Regions from separate parts of the Mus musculus genome. Here region 1 is linked to region 2. The links are chromatin loops, found by intact Hi-C in ENCODE. Cell type or tissue: left cerebral cortex. All regions are shown on one strand. Links, peaks and the distances in the headings refer to the core of each region. The heading gives the core; the rest is flanking DNA. Region 1 holds the start of Cdh10 (cadherin 10). Region 2 overlaps C030047K22Rik (a long non-coding RNA gene).

What was found. A loop is a pair of places that touch in the nucleus more often than their neighbours do. Peaks named below come from ENCODE experiments on the same cell type or tissue, not always from the same donor. Only the 100,000 strongest peaks of a DNase experiment are listed, where the experiment ranks them.
Region 1: it touches region 2 in a loop (8-fold over the local background); 3 of 42 quality-filtered maps call a loop at or near these places.

Annotation. Positions count from the first base shown.
Region 1 is chr15:18,817,435-18,820,249 of GRCm38, reverse strand. It overlaps Cdh10 (cadherin 10), which reads right to left and starts at 1,303. Exons shown (of 12, transcript NM_001316758.1): 1 at 1,163-1,303. It overlaps C030047K22Rik (a long non-coding RNA gene), which reads left to right and starts at 1,292. Exons shown (of 4, transcript XR_383849.4): 1 at 1,292-1,669. In left cerebral cortex, for the core only: no CTCF peak of the experiment used is centred there; DNase peaks (open chromatin) are centred at 413, 689 and 1,550; H3K4me3 peaks cover 1,980 bases; H3K27ac peaks cover 1,981 bases.
Region 2 is chr15:18,747,476-18,750,290 of GRCm38, reverse strand. The region is part of intron 2 of C030047K22Rik (a long non-coding RNA gene); the gene reads left to right. Among named protein-coding and RNA genes, the nearest start is that of Cdh10, 70 kb to the left of the region's middle. In left cerebral cortex, for the core only: no CTCF peak of the experiment used is centred there; DNase peaks (open chromatin) are centred at 1,293 and 1,464; H3K27ac peaks cover 330 bases.

The DNA of each region.
Region 1 (2,815 bases), core at 122-2,621, 70 kb before region 2:
TGAAGTATAACAGTTGTCAGCATCACAGGGACAGATTATTTTTAAAATAGATCTTACAAGAGAAAAAAAAATTAGATATATTTTTTTAAAGGAAGCATCTCCAAAGAGTAGCAATGCATGTGCCGCTTTGGATAATAGGAGCTTTTACTGGAATGAAGGACCACAATTGTAGGAAATAGATCGGCTTTCCTTTTTTTTTTTCTTTTTTCTTTTTGAAAGCAAGAGATGATAGGTCAGTTTTAAATGTTTGTCTTTGATTATACCTATAGCCTCTCCCCTGTACATGGGAAAGAGGTACTTGGTTTTTATTGTGGTGGCATGGAAACATTTGCCGACTACTGCTTTGGCCCATACTTACAGTGCTATAATAGTTACTTGTTGAGGACATCCATTTAGACATGCCAACATGCTGCATTAATTTAACACCACATAAAATATGGATTTTATTGCAGCAGAGACAATAAATGCTGCAACTGCTGACTGCATGCATTTAATCCCCCCCCCCTTTTAAATTTTACCCCCTGATACTTCCTACTCATACAAAAGGTGAGCATAGGAATTATATCCATCCTGTTTCTGATGAATGTCAATCGACTGTCTTCCTGTAGATGTGACCACTCACAGCTTCAAGGCATCTGTCCTCTGGCTGTCATTTCTCTCTATACTGAATGCATAACGAACTATGACCAGGGATAAGTGAGGAGTGAACCCGTTCATATGGAATGCAAAGTAATGTTAGCTGAAGCTAGAGTTCACAGCAAACAGTGCTACCTGCTAAGCTGCTATCCGAGACAGAGGTAAACAGGAACGAGCAAGACTAATGACACTCCGTAAACATTTTCAGCAATTGTTCAGAATGAATGAATTCGAAAACTCCACTAGCAAGACCCCACACTGTTGAACATAATAGATTATTTATCCGGCTTCCCATTACCTACATGGAAAGCAGTTGTTCCTGGAAACTCATCAGAAAGAGTTGCATGCTCATTTGTTTACTGAAAGGTAAGGATTTTTAGAATAATTGCGCATATAACTTAAAAAAATAAAAATAAAAAATAAAAAAAGAGGCAAGAACATACCTACCCCATATGTCCACCCCCAGCAAGGGAAGAAATGGCAAGACCTTACAGCAGTTAAAAGACAAGAGGTGAATTCCTCCTACCTTGTTTCATCAGCTTCTGGAAAACGGAAGTTGGTTCCAGCCAAATAACCCTGAAGAGCCTGTCCCCCTGTCCCCCTTTCTGTTTGTTTTCTGCTGTTATTTTTCTCTCCCTGATTCTACTTCGGTCTAACTCAAGCTTTCTCTCAGCGTCACTTTTAACTCTGGACGGCAGGGAACCAAAGAAAGCGGGGAGGGGGGAGCGAACTCTCCCTCTCTCTCTCTCTCTCTCTCTCTGATTGGCTTTCATTCAGTGGTTCTGATTAAGGAAGGGGGGGGGGGAAGAAAGGAAAGGGTGGGGGGAAAGCCGTTCCTCACACGGAGAGAAAGGTTCTGCTGATGGAGCTGCAGCACTCGCCATGGGAAGGTTAGAGACTGGAAGTGCCGGCTCCTGCCAGCACACAGCGATTTGCAAGTGAATGCGAGGGAGGGAGCATCCGAGAGGAGGGCTGCGCATGAAAGGCGTCCCCTCCCCCGCAGGGCAGAAAGACTCTCTGTTTCCAGCCTAAGGTAATCGGCCCCATCTAATCCGCCTGCGCCCCTAACACAATCCCAGAAACTCGGATTCTGCGACTGCTTCTAGCAATTAAAATTTAAAAAAAAAAGAAAAAGAAAAAAAGAAATTAAAAAAAAATTTACTTCTTTGCTTTTCTCTGGCACGGATATGCCTGCAGCATCCTTAGAACAGCCCGTCCAAACACAAATATTAGCGGAGCGCCAAGCAAAGGGCAATCAGACCAGGTATATTAACAACAGAGAATAATTGGTGTGGGTGGGGGCTGGCTTTAAACCTTTATTTTGAGGGCAAGTGAACTTTTTGGTTCTCCAAATACCTTTATTCCTTGTTTATTGTCATAAGGAGAACACACCTTCCTCTTCCTCATTTGAGAATGTCTCTGAGCAGTTCTGTCAGTTTAATCATACAAGCTATGCTCTCAGCCTGTGTCATTAATAATTTACATATATAATTAGTATCATTAAAATATTCAGATTTGGGAGTTGACACAATTTTTTTTTGCTTTTAAACTTTTTCTCATAAATGTATTTATGTCTAAAACAGCGTACAGTCTGATACCGATGCATCTGGATGGTTCCAGCTGCCCCTCAACCCGTTAATTGTCCTTTTCCCAATTCTTCTATCTCTACATTAAGTTTTCATCAACCAGAACCTAACCAAAGATGTCAGTATAGCTCCACACAATAGTTAACACCTTTACATTTTCTTGGCTACATGCATGTAGATTCCTTCTGAAAAAAAAAATGCTACCTATAAATAAATCTTATACATGTACATTATAAAAATATAAAATACAACAACAATTATGAAGATCATGTCAGGCAACTGTGATTAGAAAGCACAATAAGCTTACTGAGCTGTTAAGTACCTTTGCTAAAGGTATAAATACTAAGGTAAGAGTGGCAGCACCAGTCTACAGAACTCACCTCCCTCTTCCCTGCTACTGCTGGGGTAAGATGCCAAGAACCCAGAGAGGACACATTTGATAACTTACCAAGCAGGAGACACTTTACACACTCAAACTAACAACAACAGCAGCAACAACAACAGCAGACAGAAAACAAACAAACAAACAAACAGGAAGGCACTAATAGACGAGGAAGGCCAGAGACACTTTAAATTTCAAGGAAGATTTAATT
Region 2 (2,815 bases), core at 312-2,811:
TTGTTATTTTGTTTGAATTTTATATTATTTGTTTATTGGTTTGTGTTCATTTTGATTTTTGTTTTCTGTGTTTTTAGACACACACATACATGCATGCACATAAACACAGAGAGAGAGGGAGAGAGGGGGAGAGGGAGAGAAAGAGAGGGAGAGGGAGAGAGAGAAGAAGCAGGAGGAGGAGGAAGAGGAGGAGAGGAAGAAGTTGTTGAAGTTGCATGGGTAGGAAGGAGGTCAGAACTGGAAAAGAGGCGGGCAAGAGAAAATGCAATAAAAATATACAAAAAAAATTTTTTAAAGGAGAAGGAAAAGAGATAAGTGAACCCGACCTTGTCACCATACTTGCAAAGTTGGGCAATGTCCATCTGTATCAATAGGCATCTTGTTTCCCTCAGAGTGAGATCATTAAGCACTCTATTGTAACATCACAGTCATTACCTAGGCCGTCAGATTGTGTTTAGCATGTATTAGCTTCTTTACATTAGCTGTTCATCACTTGATTCCTTAAGGCTAAAGCACTATAGATAAGGTACACATAGATAGGTTTAGAACCATTATGCATATCATGTCCACGCTGCTCCTTAATGGATACATCACCACAAAAAACTTGGTACAGGCACTGAGTTATTTCTGTTTTTATCAACAAACATTGTGGAAGAGCGATTTTGAAACCTGCCTGGTTGTAGGCTTATTACAGCAGTCGCTACAGAAGTGTACATGAGTAATGTGATATTTGAGAAGGTGACCCCCTGATTGTGATGTCAGTAATCACAAACGCATGAAACCTCAGAGCACTATTGTCACCTAAGTTTTGTGAGGCAAAAGAAAGTTATATGGGATTTTGCTCCCCTTGAGCAGATTGCTTTTCATTTAGTTTGCTCTTTCATTATTATTTTAAACTGAAATTAATTTATTTCTTCAATCACATCTTGAATATGCTAACATATGTCAATGTGTCCAATTTCATTGAACTATTTGCATTTGTTCTATTTTAGTCTTATTGACTATATTGATCTCATTCTACTCCTCAAACAACATAGCCAAAAATATGCTATTCCCATTTCCAAAACTGAAACCTCTGGGTGAAGGTTAATTACAAGGTTTCTCAATGAAACAACTGAAAAGAGACAATGATCAATTGAAAATAGTCCTAACATGGTTGTCTGCATTCTCCTTCACACCATAAGGGTGGAATTACAAGCCACAGATGCCAGTTCTCAGTCACCCATGCCAGCTGGGGGTGCATTTACTCCCACTGTTTGGAGCAACTTGGATTTGAAGCTTGCTTAACTACCCTTGTATTCTGAGGGCTCTGCTTGCAGCAGGGATTTGAGATCCAAACACTTCCTTAGCTATGAAGATGGGCTCAGTTTATAATTATAGTGACTCAAGTAATACATACTTAACTTTCATATAGTAAGAAATAGAAATGTTGTCATCGTTTGAGCTAGGAACATGACAGTTACCCTCCCCCCGTACTCTGGCACTTTTCAGGGGCAGTCTAGCTATTTGCTATTCCACAGTTGCTTCAGGAGTCTGCCATAGCAGCTGGTCCTTCTCTGATGGCCAGGCTTCCAGGAAACAGCCGAGCTAAGGCAGAACCTAAAACAATAAACTCAATCTTATTAACACATTACTGCCCCTTCCCACTTTCCCCTATTCCTTTCCAGAGAGCATCTGTGATATTGGTCTTTATTTCACATGCACAGAGTCACTTCTAAAGTTCACAGCTTCCTGCTTATTTTACTATTCTCTATTTTAAAACGTGTTTCTTTTTTTTCCACACATTCATCTGGCAATCTCTCAGATAGAGGTATTGTCTACCATTTTTAGGTTTACTCATCCTCGATTATTTGTGGAGGATGTGATTCAAGACCTTCAGTGGAAGCTTGGGGCTATAAATAGTGCTGAGGGCTGTGTGTCCTATTTTTATTTTTCTACATATGAATACTTATGATAAAAAATTACTCAGCACAATTCAAGCGGAGCAAAAATTAATAATTTCAATAATAAAACAATCATAAGCATATACTCTAATAAAAGCCTTGTGGATATAGACTCTCTTCTCTCTCAAAATATTTTACTTTGCTCTTCATATCTCTAATGCTGACCATAGGTATTTAAATGCCTGACAGATGAAATGAAGGCCCTTCTTTGTACATGCCACCATGAACATGTTCAATCTCATCTATTCATGGATGCCAACCTGAGTCATACCTGGTTCATACTTGCATGAGTGATGAAGACAAGTAAGTGACAATGTTACTGCTCAGGGACAGTTGCTTGATTTAAGCACTGTTAATGTAATAACCAATCAAGCGGACCTCACGGATTTGAATCCTATGTCAGGCATGAGTCGTGTACCAAATAGGATAAGTGGGATGATGTGTCCTGTCACTGTGCTACTAAAGGCAGCATGAAGTTTAAAAGTTTTCTCCGGGATTTCGCATTCGTAATTCTCAGATCATGGTTGACCATGGTTCATTGAAATCACAGTAAGGATATCAATGCATAATTTGTCTGCTGAGAATGTGTGGCTCGCATTTTGGGCAGGCAGCAACATGCCTGAGTGAATATAGAAAAATTAGAAAAACTTGGAATACTGCAAGAGCCTCAGAACCACACAACTTTAGTAACTTCTTCACTTGCTGGATAGAGCTTATGCTCTAAGTTCTTGGGTTATGATGGGAGAATTTATGCTCTTTCTAGAATATGATTGATTTTTTTCCCTGAATACTTGTTCTATTTAAATAATCTTGCCTTCCACTTACTTTTGGTACGTATCCATCACTAGTAACAAGGATTTCAAGATGCTCGG